2 separate regions of the Homo sapiens genome follow, and region 2 is linked to region 1. A link is an interaction called in ENCODE POLR2A ChIA-PET data of the cell type or tissue named here. Cell type or tissue: B cell. All regions are shown on one strand.

What was found. ChIA-PET counts read pairs that join two places held together with the same protein. Peaks named below come from ENCODE experiments on the same cell type or tissue, not always from the same donor. Only the 100,000 strongest peaks of a DNase experiment are listed, where the experiment ranks them.
Region 2: POLR2A ChIA-PET joins it to region 1 with 11 read pairs; 2 of 35 experiments call an interaction of 5 or more read pairs at or near these places.

The regions. Positions count from the first base shown.
Region 1 is chr4:39,774,358-39,782,357 of GRCh38, forward strand. It overlaps UBE2K (ubiquitin conjugating enzyme E2 K), which reads left to right. Exons shown (of 7, transcript NM_005339.5): 5 at 477-576; 6 at 3,325-3,453; 7 at 4,003-8,000. The coding sequence ends at 4,077. Among named protein-coding and RNA genes, the nearest start is that of UBE2K, 80 kb to the left of the region's middle. In B cell, no CTCF peak of the experiment used is centred here; no DNase peak of the experiment used is centred here; H3K27ac peaks cover 698 bases.
Region 2 is chr4:39,608,797-39,616,796 of GRCh38, forward strand. The region is part of intron 1 of SMIM14 (small integral membrane protein 14); the gene reads right to left. Among named protein-coding and RNA genes, the nearest start is that of SMIM14, 26 kb to the right of the region's middle. RefSeq lists enhancers at 685-784, 1,025-1,224, 5,129-5,178. In B cell, no CTCF peak of the experiment used is centred here; DNase peaks (open chromatin) are centred at 885 and 4,755; H3K4me3 peaks cover 1,781 bases; H3K27ac peaks cover 7,606 bases.

The DNA.
Region 1 (8,000 bases):
AGCACATTGGGAGGCCAAGGCGGGCGGATTACGAGGTCAGGAGATCGAGACCATCCTGGCTAACACTGTGAAACCCCGTCTCTACTAAAAAAAAAAATACAAAAAATTAGCTGGGCGTTAAGGCGGGCCCCTGTAGTCTCAGCTACTCTGAAGGCTGAGGCAGGAGAATGGCGTGAACCCGGGAGGCGGAGCTTGCAGTGAACCGAGACTATACCACTGCACTCCAGCCTGGGCGACAGAGCCAGACTCCGTCTCAGGGGAAAAAAAGAAAAAAGAAATAGGCAAATTGTAAAGTAAGGAAGAAAATATATGATAGGCAGATACATAATTATAAATGTCTATGACTTAACTATATAATTAAGATAAAGATCTAAGTAACTTTTAGCTCTACAATTTTTTAATTTTTATTAAGAAAATACTTTGCTTTTGCCTGCAGAGCCCTCTTAATTGGGATATTTTCATGTTTTGCATTTTAGGGCAGCTGCAATGACTCTCCGCACGGTATTATTGTCATTGCAAGCACTATTGGCAGCTGCAGAGCCAGATGATCCACAGGATGCTGTAGTAGCAAATCAGGTAAGATGGCCGCTTTTGAAAGACTTTCTTATATTATGTATGAGTCTCTAGCCACTTCAGTGGTTTGCACATTAACACATGAGCATACTCTATTGAAACTAAATTTTGAAATGGTTTTCTTTCTTGTGGTAGGATTATTTTGTCAGGTGTAATAGTGAAAATAGACTTTTAACATCCTAGTTTAATTGGATATAGATGCTGTTTTCCTAACATGAGTATTTTCAAACACATAAAGTCAAAAGAATTACATAGTGAACACCCATATTCCTACCATCTAGATTCTATGATTAATGCTCGTGTATGTGTCCATCTTTTTATCCTTCCTTTCAGTGATGATCCCTCCCTGCTAATAATTTTAATCACCTCCTATCATGGGACTTATGTGACATGGCACAGTTTCCAATGACCTTGTAATTTGTTGAACAGAATAAATATTTTTCATTTCGCTTTCTAGCTACAGTGGCTGAGTTTATTAGTTACAACGGAGACTGGACCTAAGTTATTAGTATCTGACCTGTTAAGAAACAGTTTGCTGGCCAGGTGTGTTGGCTCATGCATGTAATCCCAGCACTCTGGGAGGCTGAGGTGGGTGGTGGATCACTTGAGGTCAGGAGTTCCAGACCAGCCTGACCAACGTGGTGAAATCCTGTCTGTACTAAAAACACAAAACTAGCCTGGCGTGGTGGCACACACCTGTAGTCCCAGCTACCTGAGAGGCTGAAGTGGGAGAATCGCTTGAACCTGGGTGGCAGAGGTTGCAGTGAGCTGAGATCACACCATTGCACTCCAGCCTGGGTGACAGAACGGGACCCTGTCTCAAAAAACAAATTTGCCAACACCTACTCTAAGCCATTGGAATATAATGGACATTTTTTTTTTTAAACTTAGAAAGTTTTTCTTCTCTTGACTTCTAAGATATTACCCTCTTTTCTTCCTCACTTCATAGCTGTTCTTTGTTAGTTCCCACAATTATTTCCCTTCTTACTCGTCTTTCTTAAATGTAGTTCCTCAGTTCTGACCTTGTTACCTTTACTTTCTGTACACACTCACACTTGGATGATCATATCTGTACTGATGTTAGTACCTGTACATTGATAAAATGTTTAGGCTTGCCCTCTCTCCTAAGCACGAGAGCCTGGTGTTTAACTAAATTGGTAGGTGATGGTATCATAGAATGATAGGTTTGTAGGATTTATGATACTGCATTCAGTTTTGGCAGTGTTACATTCAGGTATCCAAGGAACATTCATATGGTTAACCACCCAAGTCACAGCCTTTGGAGTTTTTCTCTGTGTCTCCTTTGCTCCTGTTGATAACCATTCCCTGTATCATTCTGTCACTATATTTACATAATTACTCTGATTGCCATAGGTCACTTTTAAAAAATTGTTTCTTTTCAACTGCTCTGATAGATCTCCTTTTCTCAACCTCTTTCTTCCTTTCTCCATCTTCTACATTGCTATCAGGTAGCTTTATAAAGTGCAAATCTTACTTCACTAACAAAAACTTGTTCGTAGCTCTACTGTCATCTACTTGAGTCCAGATTCTTTAGTTTGCAGAGTTTTTCCATGATCTGAACTCTGCTTTATTTCCTAAATTCTTGTTTTCTTCAAACTCATGCTTTTTCAAGCATTGCATTCATTTTTACATATTGTATCCAATCTACCATATTTCCTCTGCCTGAGGAAACTTCCTCTTGGCAAACTTCTTTAACCTATAAGATTTTAATTTATATATTATCTTTCTTCTTTTCCCTTGAAGATCTGTTTATGTATATATGTATATATCCTTGTCAATATATTCTGTTATTTGTCTCAGAGTACTTCCAATTAGGGTTTTCCATGTTTTATATATGTGCTATTTGTTCATATTTGTTGTTATAAGCATGGCTTGTGTTCCAGCTTTGCTTTCCTATTGAGCTCTAAGCCTTACACGTTGAGGTTGGACTCAAGGGTTTCTTTTAGCTCCTAAAATAGTTCAATAATTTGACTTATTTCCTTGTGATGAATAAGTGGTAGAAACTAGATTTATCGTTTTAATATGTAATAGATTTAAATATATAAATTACTTTTAAAAGAAATATTAAAGTGAATTGAATAGTTAGTAATTTATACTTTGCTTTACTAAGTAATGGTGGTTCCAAAGTATTTGATAAATTTACCTCTTTCCAATGCATATGGGAAGTCTTTTAATAAAATTACTCTATTGTGAGTTTATAATCATCTCAAGTTATGTAATAAGTTAGGACTTTGCATGTGGGGTTTCCATAAATCACTGTACACTAATGCAGCTGTAAGAAAACAGAAGAATCTAGTTGTATTCTAGCCTGGGCTGTGGGTAATACAAAAGCTGGTTACATCGTAAAAAATTATTCTAATGTCCACATATTTTTATAAGCTAGTAATCTGTGTTCAGTTGTATAATGTTTGCTGCTTTCCAGTGTTTGGAACATCTCTTAATACCTCACTTAACCTAATTTTAGTCTTGCTAGTTATATTTGTTGAATTTGGAGATTAAAGTAGATTAATGTTACTTGTCTTTATTATTGTCAACACAAATTGTGAGTCGAAGCTTCAGGTTAAGTGGTCTTTTCTCGAGTGACATAGGTTGTCTATAATGCAAAGTGAATCACATTTTAAATGTAGATTTGTTTTATTTGGAAAAGTAGGATTGTAGGCGATTAAGAGCTGAAATATATCAAATATTATAACTGTAATGTCATGTCAATCAATTTTTCCCCCCATATAGTACAAACAAAATCCCGAAATGTTCAAACAGACAGCTCGACTTTGGGCACATGTGTATGCTGGAGCACCAGTTTCTAGTCCAGAATACACCAAAAAAATAGAAAACCTATGTGCTATGGGCTTTGATAGGGTAAGTACATAAGGGCATGTTGATTTTGATATATTGATTGATTTTAAATTATTGCAAATTCTTGGCTGACAAAAGTGGTTTAGAAAATAAGAGAAATTCGCAGCCTGGGCAACATGGCGAAACCCATCTCTACAAAAATTAGCTGGACATGGTAGTGAGTGCCTGTAATTCCAGCTACTCTGAAGGCTGAGGTGAGAGAATCCCTTGGGCCCAGGAGGTCGAGGCTGCAGTGAGCGATAGTCATGCCACTGCACTCCAGCCTTGGTGATAGAGCAAGACCCTGTCTCAAAAAAAAAAAAAAAAAAAAAAAAAAGGAAAATAAGAGAAAATCTAGTTTTGGTAAACATATTTTCTGTTTTCAAAGTCAGTGATTTTTTTATTTTTACTAATTACTGTCATTGATTTTAGAAGCTTTCCATGCACTGCAAATGTAAATCAACTTACAGAAAAGAAACAAGGTGTTAATTCCCAGTATAAAGAGTGAATGATTCAGTATTGTTTAAATGTTTCCTTGAGATTTAATTTCCTGTCCCCTTTTCTTCTCTACAGAATGCAGTAATAGTGGCCTTGTCTTCAAAATCATGGGATGTAGAGACTGCAACAGAATTGCTTCTGAGTAACTGAGGCATAGAGAGCTGCTGATATAGTCAAGCTTGCCTCTTCTTGAGGAGCACCAACATCTGTTATTTTTAGGATTCTGCATAGATTTCTTTTAAACTGGCATTCTTGCCTAATGATGTTATCTAGGCACCATTGGAGACTGAAAAAAAAAAATCCCTGCTCTGTAAATAAAGCTAATTAAACGTCTGTGTAAATTTAAAAAGGGGAAATACTTTAATTTTTTTTCTTAATAGTGTAAAAATTCCCTGAGCTAAGCTAAAACCATGGAAGAAACATGCTACTTTAGTGTTTAGCAGTGTACCAAGACTAGCAAGAGTTTGCTTCAGGATTTTGTTGAATAATTAAGATAATATTTTGAGTGTGTCAGGGCCATTCAAATTGTTGGTGTTGCATCACAGCTACCTTAACTGTTTTTAACATGGATCCTCTGTGCCTGTGAATTTACTTGCATGCTTGTACTTGACTTCTTAGGATGGGTAGCTGAAAAGACCACCATTTTAAGCATTTGAGAATTCTTAAATATGAAATTTATTCAGAATTGAAGATGGTGACCTATTCAGAGCCTTTTTGTCCTTGTCAACAGACTGGGACAGTGTCTGATTCCCCCTTCACCCCCCCCACCCCCGCCTTGCCACACACAGCTAATATTCTAATGGTAAATTTCTCTGTATCAGGTGGGGAAATGTGCTGAAGGACAGTATGTATCCCTTGCTTCATTTTTAGGTCGTAGGTTTGGAATGTCTTGTCCCAGTTCTTCAAACACTCTTAAATTTTTCTTAAGTAATGTAAAAATGGAACTGCCAATTTTATTTCTCTTGCAAAAATAGTAAATACTTGATGTTACATTATTCCCAGGTTTAATGAAAGAACCCAACTTAGTTTTTCAGTGAATTTGACACCTATTTTTTAGTGATGAAATTTTTCTTTGAGAACTGGCAAGGATGCAGTCAGCTGTTTGCAGTTTTTAGCCTGATTTTGGGGTCTATAGAGATTGCTTTATTGGATACTTCAAGTCATTCTTGCTTGCACTTCCCCTATTGACACATGAAAGCTGTGTTGGTGTTTTATTGTACATACTTCAGATGCACATAGGAATAGAAGTGTGTTATAAATCTAGCTTTCTTTATGATGTTTCTGATAATACGAGAATTGAAAACTTTACCTTCTCTTGTACATAGTCAGACTATTTGTATTAAATTTACATTTCATTCTAAGTTCAAAAGTTTGAAAATTATTAGTTTTGCAAGATCACACACTAATGTAACCATTTTATGAAGGTTGAAGTGGATTTATGCAGGCAGTTCTATATATAGAAATACAATTCTTTTTAAATTTTTAGGACCAATACAAAATAACAAAAATGTAATGGAATCAGACTGAATTAAAGTAAGGCTGTATATTGAAAGTCATATTATAAAAGGTTTGCTTTCTTTAAGTGTTATTTATCTTAAATTATAATCGTTAAATGTTTGGAAGATAATTTTTGAATCATAACGTCAGCATAACTTCATTTGACTTCTCAATAATCTTGATACTAGAAGCAATAAAAGAACCATTATTAAATATATTGTAATGTTAAAGATGTGAAGGTTCTTCCAAAAATTTGTAAGGCTTTCCTAATTAACAGTAAACTCTTATAGCTGATATTATTACATACTAAACACAAGTTGCTGTTTTTTCCCCATATGTTTGCTTACGCATGTCTTTATACAATCACCTCTTTTTATTGCTGTAGTTTATTTTCTAAAGATGCCAAAGGAAACAAGATTTTTCTTTATTTATTTTAAATACCTGAAACCTCGTACTTTATATTTTGAAGTAAGGTGGGATTGTGTGAAAATGTGGATGGTTTTTCTCCAGTGTTGGTTAGAACTACTTTTTTTAAGTGGAGGGCAACTTGGTAGTATTAGTAGAATTTGGGTTTAAAAATATCAGACACATCTACCCAGTTTATTTTTTGCCTGTATTATCAGGGTATATTTAATTGTCCTGTGGTTAAACAAAGGTGAGAGAGCTCAGAGGTTTCTAAAGGTCAAGCATTTTACATATATACATACATACATGCTCTTGGAGGCAGCTATATCCTGCTTTGATTTTTATGCACATGAGCCCTATAGGGTTATATACTCATCTAACTACACTTCAGCATCCCCAGTGCCCAAGAAATTGGAAAGTACAATATTTGGTTTGAGACATTCTTCATAAAAGATTCTTTATTATAAAAATTTACCTCATTTACATTTAATGTGATGATCTTTTTTTTCCTTTCTGGTATATTTCCCACTGTACTGTTTGGTTTTTGTTATTCTCTTGTCTGTGGGTAGATTTAGTTACCCAAACATAGAAACTAAAGCAATTGCTTTTTTCCTCTGGTCTTAAATATGTTTGGACAAAAAGACACTAAAAGGTCAGGCCTAGGGGAAAAGTACCCTGGTGGAAATTATTTTTGTAATTCTTAATATTTTTGAGTTGGCTCCGTTTGTCAGTTTTAAAAGCCTCAAAAATTATGTTAAAAAAAAAATCCAGTGAAATCCCATTTAGGGCAGGCCGATTTGTTAGAAGTCACTGATGCTCCAGTAGGCTTTTGTTATAATCAGGCCTGTTTCCTGAGTATGTGCCTCTTTTAAAAGAAGAAATAATTAGCTGTATAGTATTTCAGTACTGATGAATGAATGAATGAATGAATGGCAGTTAGTGGACCCAAATAAGTATTCAGTGGTATATAAATATTTGAGGAACTAGGTACTGAATTAGGTGCTCTGAGTTGGCACCCCGAAATGTTTGGAATCACGACTATGATTTACTTAAACACGTAACACATTCAAGGATATATAAATGGAGTCTAAGTATTTTGCTTTTGAAGAGAATAATCTATGAAATGGAAGACTTGATTTTTTTTTTCATTTTTTAGAAGTAATACACATTTATGATTGTTGGCACATAAAACTATGCAAAATAATTCTTTTTAAGTATCTGTAAGAAAGAATTGGCAGTTTAAACGGATTTTGCTTATTTATGCACTACAGAATGCAGCATACTGTATTACTGTTGAGGCTGCTTAATAAGTTTACCAATGTGAAAAGCAGATCTTGGGTATAAGTGTATGCCTGATTTGAGCTTTTAAAACTGTGCAGTAGGTGTATGGTAATGTTTTACAATCCTATGTAGCAAAATAGGAAATTATGAATTTTTGTTGTTATTGTTTTAAAGATTTAAGATGGATTGGGGTAGGGAACAGCTGGAGCCAGGTATACCTTCTAGTATGTAGAGGGAAACAATGTTTAGATAGGAAAAAGGAAGCCGTCTGTTTACAGTTAACTTTATTTCATGGACTTCTACAAAATGTTGTATTAATCACTTTTTCTAGTTCAAGGAATTTCAATTCCAGGGTACAAACCATTGATTTAAAAATTACGTTTCCATTCTTTTTAGTATCAGTTTAAAGTAAATGCTTACCATCAGCCAGTTGCTGTCACTGGGAAGAAGGCAACTTGAAGTATTTACTGATAAAATAGCCTTTATTCCCAAGTGTGACTTTTCTTCAGTGTCTACATATTATGTCACACGTTCTATTTGCACTGCTGCAATATAGATCAAAGATCTTGTGGCATAGGGGTAGGGGAGTGTTAGTATCTCCCTTGTCCCATTTGTTCTGTTACTGCTTCATTGGACTGATACACCCTCATGAACTTGCAATCACCTAAATGGAAGTCTTGAATGTGTCACCTTTTGCTTGGTTATTTCAACCATGCTGCTATATATAATCAGGTGTGGCACAGTTTGTCAGTTTGATTATAGGTGTGAGTGGATAGAAATCATTACACTGTGCTGTTAACGATCCTTGTCTGCTTGCTGTTACCTACTTTTTACAGGCATCATAATAAAAGCTAGACTATTTCTTTGGGGGGAAAGAGACTTATTTAATG
Region 2 (8,000 bases), 170 kb before region 1:
TATTTTACCCCATTAAAAACAATCACTCTGGTTGCCTAGAGCTGGGAAGTTTGCAGGGGAAATAGGGAGTGACTGCTAATGTGTATAGGATCTTTCAGGGGGGCTGAAAAAACTGTTCTATGGTGATAATCACACAACTCTGTGAATATACTAAAAGACACTGTAATGTACATTTTATTTTATTTTATGTATTGTTTTGAGATGGAGTCTTGCTCTGTCACCCTGGCTGGAGTGCAGTGTCATGATCTCGGCTCACTGAAACCTCCACCTCCCGAATTCAAGCCATTCTCCTGCCTCAGCCTCCAGACTAGCTAGGACTACAGGCGCGTGCCACCATGCCCGGCTAATTTTTTGTATTTTTTTTTAGTAGAGATAGTGTTTCACCATGTTAGCCAGGATGGTCTCGAACTCCTGACCTAGCGATCCGCCCGCCTTGGCCTCCCAAAGTGCTGGGATTAGAGGCATAAGCCACCGTGCCCGGCCTGTATTGTACATTTTAAACGGGTGCATTGTATGGTATGTAAATCATATCTCAAAAAAGCTGTTACATAAATGGTGCCTAGAGAGCATATACATGTTCTAAACTCATCCGGAGAGTCAGGGAAGATTTTACTGAAGAAATTAACTAGAAGTTGAGAGTGAAGGAATGAGTTAAATACATTAGGGAGAGGTAGAAGTAGAAGGTGTGAGACTTGGGGGTTGAGGGCATTCTAGACACAAAGGGAAAAGAAGTACAAAGGTCCTTTATGAGTAAGAGTATGACATGTTGGAGGAACTGAAAGAAAGCCACACTGTGCTAGAATCTGGATAGCAAAGTGGTTTAAAATGACACAGGAGAGGTCAGAGGGAGTCATGCCACAAAGGGTCTTTCCGGCTATGTTCATGATTAGGTCGTTACCCCAAGAGCAATGTGAAGAACAATGTGAAGCAATGTGCTTTCATCCTGGTGTGTTCTAAAAAGACCACCTCAGCTGCACGATAGAAAACTGAGAAAAGGGAAGCCACAGTAGGTAGAGGGAACCTAGTTAAAATGCTCTTTCAACAGATCAGCGACAACGGCGGGGCTCCTTGGAGAATGATATTTTAATGACAGCATATTGAATCACTGGAAGGAAGACAAATTATTTCATAAATGGTGTTAGCTCCCTCCCTATTCTCATTCCTTATGCCAAAATAAATTCTAGACGCATGAGTGATTTAACTTTTAATTTTGAGACAGTGTCTGGCTCTGTCACCCAGGTGGGAGTGCAGTGGCGCGAACACACCTCACTGCAGCCTCAACCTCCCAGGCTCAAGTGATCCTTCCCTCTCAGCCTTCCAAGTAGCTGGGACCACAGGTACACACCCCATCTTGCTAGTTTTAAATTTTCTGTAAAGACGGGGTCTCCCTATGTTGCCCAGGCTGGTCTTGAACTCTTGAGCTCAAGTGATCCTCCCTCCTCAGCCTCCCAAAGTGCTGAAATTACAGGTGTGAGCCACCGCGCCTGGTCCAATTTAACTTTTAAAAATGAAGTCACACATAAAATTAGTCAACTACAGCAACAGATTAGAACACAGTATCCACAAATTGACCCATGATTTTACTGAAATTGAAAATATGCAAAAGGTGCCATTTAAAATCATGGATTATTTAATAAATGGCAGGGTGATTGTCTTTTTTTTTAAAGTAAACTGTGACACATACATAAAGCACTGGAAGCCTGAGCAATATAGCAAGACCCCATCTCCACACACAAAAATTTTTTTTAATTAGCTGGGTGTGGTGGCGTGTACCTGTAGTTCTAACTACTCTGGAGGCTGAAGTAGGGGGATCGCTTGAGCCCAGGAGATTGAGACCATAGTGAGCTATGATCACACCACTGCACTCTAGCCTGAGTGACAGAACTAGACCTGGTCTCTTAAAAAAAAAAAAAAAACTGAAAGAACATACAACAGACTTAATATGTGAATAGCTCTGGGGAAGAGAATAAAATTTTAGGGACTAGAGTTTCGTTGTCAATTTTTACATTTCTTATGAGTATGTATTTATGCATTAAGACTTCTAAAATATAAATTTTAATTTTAAAAAGGCACACATACATAACTACAAGAAGATGACTGGGATACATATAGAATATAAGTCCAAGAAACCATGAAGGAAAGGACCAATAATTTTAACAACCAAAACCAATAAAAGTTTCTATAAAACCAAAAATACACCATAAAATGAAAATACAACAAACTTGAAAAACCATGTGCAATATCAGGGCTAGTTTCCTTAATTTACAGAGAACTCTGAAAAAATCAGTATGAAAATGGCAACCTAGAAGAAAAGTGAGCGAAGATTACATTCACAGGAAAATACAGAACCAATAAGCAAATAAAAAATGGAAGTGTAAATCAAAACAATCTTATACCTATCAGGAGATTGGTAAAATTAATTCATCCAGCCAGACACGGTGGCTCACGCCTATAATCCCAGCACTTTGGGAGGCCAAGGCAGGCAGATCACCTGAGGTCAGGAGTTCGAGACCAGCCTGGCCAACATGGCCAAACCCCGTCTCTACTAAAAATACAAAAATTAGCTGGGCATGGTGGCAGGTACCCGTAATCCCAGCTACTCAGGAGGCTGAGGCAGGAGAATTGCTTGAACTCGGGGGGTGGAGGTTGCAGTGACCCAAGATAGCACTAATTCACTCCAGCCTGAGCAACCGAGCAAGACTCCATCTCAAAAAAAAAAAAAAAACAATTAGCCAGGAATGGTGGTATGCACCTGTAATCCTAGCTACTCAGGAGGCTGACACAGGAGAATCGCTTGAACCCAGGAGGTGGAGGTTATAGTGAGCCGAGATTGCCCAGCCTGGGCAACAGAGCAAGACTCCATCTAAAAATAATAATAATAATTCATCCTGGTTAATTTGAATATTCATATTCAAACAAGTATGCAAAATTTCTGTACAGCATGTTTACTGGAATACTGTAACAGCAAAGAAAAAAGTAATGCAAAGTATTTATCAGTGTTGTTCCAATTAAATGATACAATGAGTACATGAGATCCTATACAGCTGTTAGAAAGAATAAGGTAGATTTCTACATGGTGATTTGGTGAACCAACCAACATATATTGAGATGAAATCAAGCTGTAAACAGGGCAAACCTTTCCATCTAATATCCTTCTAGATCTGCTTGCCTGAGCTAAGGGGAGAAGGGGAGGTGAGAATTGGAAAGGGAGATGGAGATGCGGCCTGAGCTGGAGAGGCTCACTTTCCAGAAGGTAAGCAACACCATATGCAAACTCTACTTCACAGTTTTGTCTGAGGCCACTCTGTCAACACCTTTAAAAAAAAAAAAGGGTGATTAGCTTTCACATTAGAGAACTGATTGTACATATGCAACACAGAAAACTCTGAAAGTAAATATAACCTACCCTTATATGTAAAGTTCACCAGTAAATTCCTGTTTCTCAACTGTCTTTTCTTTTTTTGTTTTTTCTTTCTTTAGATGGAGTTGCACTCGTTACCCCAGTTGGAGTGCAATGGTGTGATCTCGGCTCACTGCAACCTCTACCTCCCAGGTTCAAGCAATTCTCCCGCCTCAGCCTCCCAAGTAGCTGGGATTACACACATGCGCTATGCTGGTCTGGATATAAGCAAGTGTTAACTACAGATACTGGTCCATCCTTCCTTAGTCCCGATGTATATCCCCCCAGGTCAATACTGTGTTGGTTAAAATGAAATACTAGTCCATCCTTCCTTACTCCTGACGTGTATCCCCCCAGGCCAATACTGTGTTGGTTAAAATGAAAAGATATTTTACTAAGATTTTCTTATTTTTTAAAAATTTGAGACAGGGTCTCACTGTGTCACCAAGGCTGGAGTGCAGTGGCACAATCATGGCTCACTGCAGCCTCGACTTGCCAGGCTCCAGCAATCCTTCCACTTCAGCTTCCCCAGTAGCTGGGACTGCAGGCACCTGCCATCATGCCTGGCTAATTTTTGTATTTTTGGTAGAGACGAGGTTTTGCCATTTGCCCAGGTTGGTCCTGAACTCTTGAGGTTAAGAACTCCACCTGCCTTGGCCTCCCAAAGTGCTGGGATTATTGGCATGAACCAACAAGCATGGCCTTTTACTAAGATTTTTATAAAAGAAATTAAATACAGAAATGACCACCTCTGTAGCCTCTGAACACAGAAATTTAAGAAAGCACAAGCACATTGGCTTTTATAAAGAAAGGGAGACTTGTTTTTATCAATGTATTATCCATCAAAATTGTAAAACATGGCTATTTTAAAATCTCTTTTTAATTCATTAAATCAACAAAATCAGACTCCACCACCACCCCTAAAAAAAACAGAGCTTCTGGAGGGCAGAAATCTTAGTCATCATCATCTCTGAACACCACCTATATTGCTTAGCCACAGCACTCATAGAATAAATATTTACTGAATTCTTGACAATGTTTATTTTCTCTACATCTATATGTGCCAGGAACAAGTAAATCAACCAGAATTTTAAATTATACTTCAGTCTTAATTAGCCTCCAGTAAAATGAGAAAGTATATTTATAAATAGGACATTCCTCAATAGTGCTACACTTCTGTGGAACTTTCTTCCTGTACACTTGAGCTGTTTTAAGTACTACTCCGTTTTCAGTTAACAGTTTCCATTTTAAAATCACTGGGGGTTTTTTTGAAAATAGAATGAACACAGTTCTCTTTTGGTGAGGACCCAAGAACAAGTGTCAACACAAACCAGCAGCTAGGCACTAGAAGAAAAAAACTTAACCAGTCCCACCGCACATTTAAATCCCTTGGTCTCCAGAGACATTAAGAAGCTGCTCTATCCTAGGCAAGACAGAACAGTTTTACTGAATCAGAATTTTAGTACATCTGCCTCAATGAGGTCTTTGATAGAAAGTAATTTAAAACAAAGTTTCATCTTGTATGTTTCATTGACTTGTTCATCTCCCCGATATATATCGCTAATGTTAGAGAACAATGCTAATACCAAAGTCACGGGGGGCTTGATCCTTGAGGACAAGCAGCTTCAAGACTTGTTTCTCAAAAATGTGCAACAGGTCACAAAGGTCTAAGTCATGAAAACATAAATAGTTTACTAACAAAATTCAAAATAGCCAGGCACGGTGGGCTCATGCTTGTAATCTCAGCATTTTGGGAGGCCGAGGTGGGTAGATCACCTGAGGTTAGGAGTTTGAGACCAGTGTGGCCAATATGGTGTGAAACCCAGTCTCTACTAAAAATACAAAAATTTGCTGGGCATGGTGGTGCACGGCTGTAATCCCAGCTGCTTGGGAGGCTGAAGCAGAATTGCTTGAACCTGGGAGGGTTGTAGTGAGCCGAGATGGCACCATTGCACTCCAGCCTGGGCAACAAGAGCGAAACTCCATTACAAAAAAAAAAAAAAAAAAGAAAATTCAAAATAATCGAGGAGCAGTAAGGGAAGCAAACATAGGCATAGATGAAATAAAACGGACAATAAGTTGATAATTATTGAAGTTGGGTTATAGGTTCTGGGGAGTTCCTATGCTACTTTTTTTTTTTTTGAGACAGAGTTTTGTTCTTGTTGCCCAAGGTGGAGTGCAGTGGCACAATCTCGGCTCCCTGCAACCTCCACCTCCCAGGTTCAAGCGATTCTCCTGCCTCAGCTCCAGAGTAGCTGGGATTACAGGTGTGTGCCACCACGCCCGGCTAATTTTCTGTATTTTTAGTAGAGATGGAGTTCCACCATGTTGGGTAGGCTGGTCTTGAACTCTCAACCTCAGGTGATCTGCCTGCCTCAACCTCCCAAAGTGCTGGGATTACAGGCGTAAACCACTGCACCCGGCCCCTATGCTACTTTTTAAAAATATTTTTATATTTCCATAATAGTCATTTAATTTATATGTCAGCATTTTCCCATTTTTGTGATAGCAATCTGACTCCAGGTATATATTAAGCAACATGGTTTATAAGTGACTTTCTATGTAGCATTAAGGGCAAAATAAACAAACATGTCTGAAGCTCTCAAACAATTCTTAGCACAGAAAAGCAGTGAAAGAACATGAATGTTGGGAAGGCAAAAAGCAATTCCCCTTATTCTGCAGGTCCAGGTCATTTTCTCTCCTCTACAACTAATACAACCTTTCCTGGTAGGGATTGGCAGTAATAACTCAGTTGAGTCATACTGTTGCTATATGTGGTGAGGGAATTTTCCAGTGCTGTTAACCAATTTATCATTGCTGTTAGAACCTTAAACACTCCAGCTCATGCAAGTCTCTAAGAGACAGAGGGAGTTAAAATAGCCGATAGAGTCTCTAAAATGTTTTTTTTTTAATTTATTTATAGAGACAGGGTCTTGCTGTGTTGCCCAGGCTGATCTTGAACTCCTGGGCTCAAGTGATCCTCCCACCTTGGCCTCCCGAAGTGTTGGGATTACAGGCGTGAGCCACGACCTCCGGCCCGAATGTAAGATATTAATATTAAGGGAAGCGGGGTGAGGAGTATACTGTAACTTTGTATTACCTTTGCAACTTTTCTGTAAGTCTAAATTTATCCCAAAATAAAAATATTTACTTAAAAAATGTCAAGTCCAAAAGAACTTTAAAAAATAAATAAATGAATGGGGGGATTTTTAGGGCAGTGAAACAATTCTGTATACTACTACAGTGGTAGATACATGTCATTATACATTTGTCAAACCCCATAGGATGTACAATACCAAGAGTGAACCCTAATGTAAACTATGGACTTTAGGTAACAATGACTTTTCAATGTTAGGTTCGTTGACTATATAACAAAGTTTAACACTCTGGTGTCGGATAGTAGGGAAGCTATGCATGTGTGGGGGCAGGGGATATATGAGAACTCTATACTTTCTTCTCAATTTTCCTGTGAACCTAAAACTGCTCTAAAAAAATGATATTTTAAAAAAATAAACTAAAAAACTGGATGTGGATCAATGAAACAAGACTGGCCAGGAGTTAAAGACCATTGAAACTGGATCATGGGTAACTGAAAACTGTTGAGCCTACTTTTGTGTATATTTTTTAAACCTATAATAAAAAGTGTTTTTACAAAGCTTGTATCCTTAAGAATTATATTTCTATCACTCTGTCCTAAGGGACTGTCTGAATTGTGGATTACTGAAAATTTAAAAAACTATAAAGAACCCAAATGTTAGTAATTAAAGCTATGGTACATTCAAGCAATGAAACATACTATGTAGTAACATGGTATAGCTAGCAAAACTGGCCTCTTGCTAATAGTATCTCTATAGTAGATTTGGCTTATTCTGCTAGGCTATTCCACTGAAAACAAGGAAGGGACATCCCTGAAAAGGGTTAAATATTCCCAATTTTGTTGTTGTTGTTGTTATTTTTGAGGCTGAGACTCACTCTGTCACCCAGGCTGGAGTGCAGTGTCGCCATCTTGGCTCACTGCAACCTCCACCTCCTGGGTTCAAGCAATTCTCCTGCCTCAGCCTCCCAAGTAATTGGGAACACAGGCGTGTGCCACCATACCTGGCTAATTTTTGTATTTTTAGTAAAGACGGAGTTTCACCATGTTGGCCAGGCTGGTCTCAAACTCCCGGCCTCTAGTGACCTGCTCCCTCAGCCTCCCAAAGTGCTGGGATTACAGGAGTGAGCCACCGCGCCTGGCCACATTTTATAACTTGGGAGTTTCTGACTCTTGCTTCTCAGACTCCATTGTGCTAACAGACATAAACTGAAAGCATGATTTGGAAAGTTCTTTTCCTTTCCTTTTTAAGTTAATCCTCCCTGGTACCCACATCAAAACGTAACAGAATAGTGTAACCTGACTGTGAGCTTATCTTCTCTATACATCTTCCAATCCATTCCTTACATTTAAAAAAAAAAAAAAAGAAAAGAAAAAGAAAAAAGAAAAGCAGGATTCTAAGGACCCAGAATTACTGCAACTGGATTTTTTCCTTATTTTTCTCAAGGCTGTAGTATAAAAATATGTACCCTTTGAAACCTCTCTACTCTTTTTGCCAATCCCTGG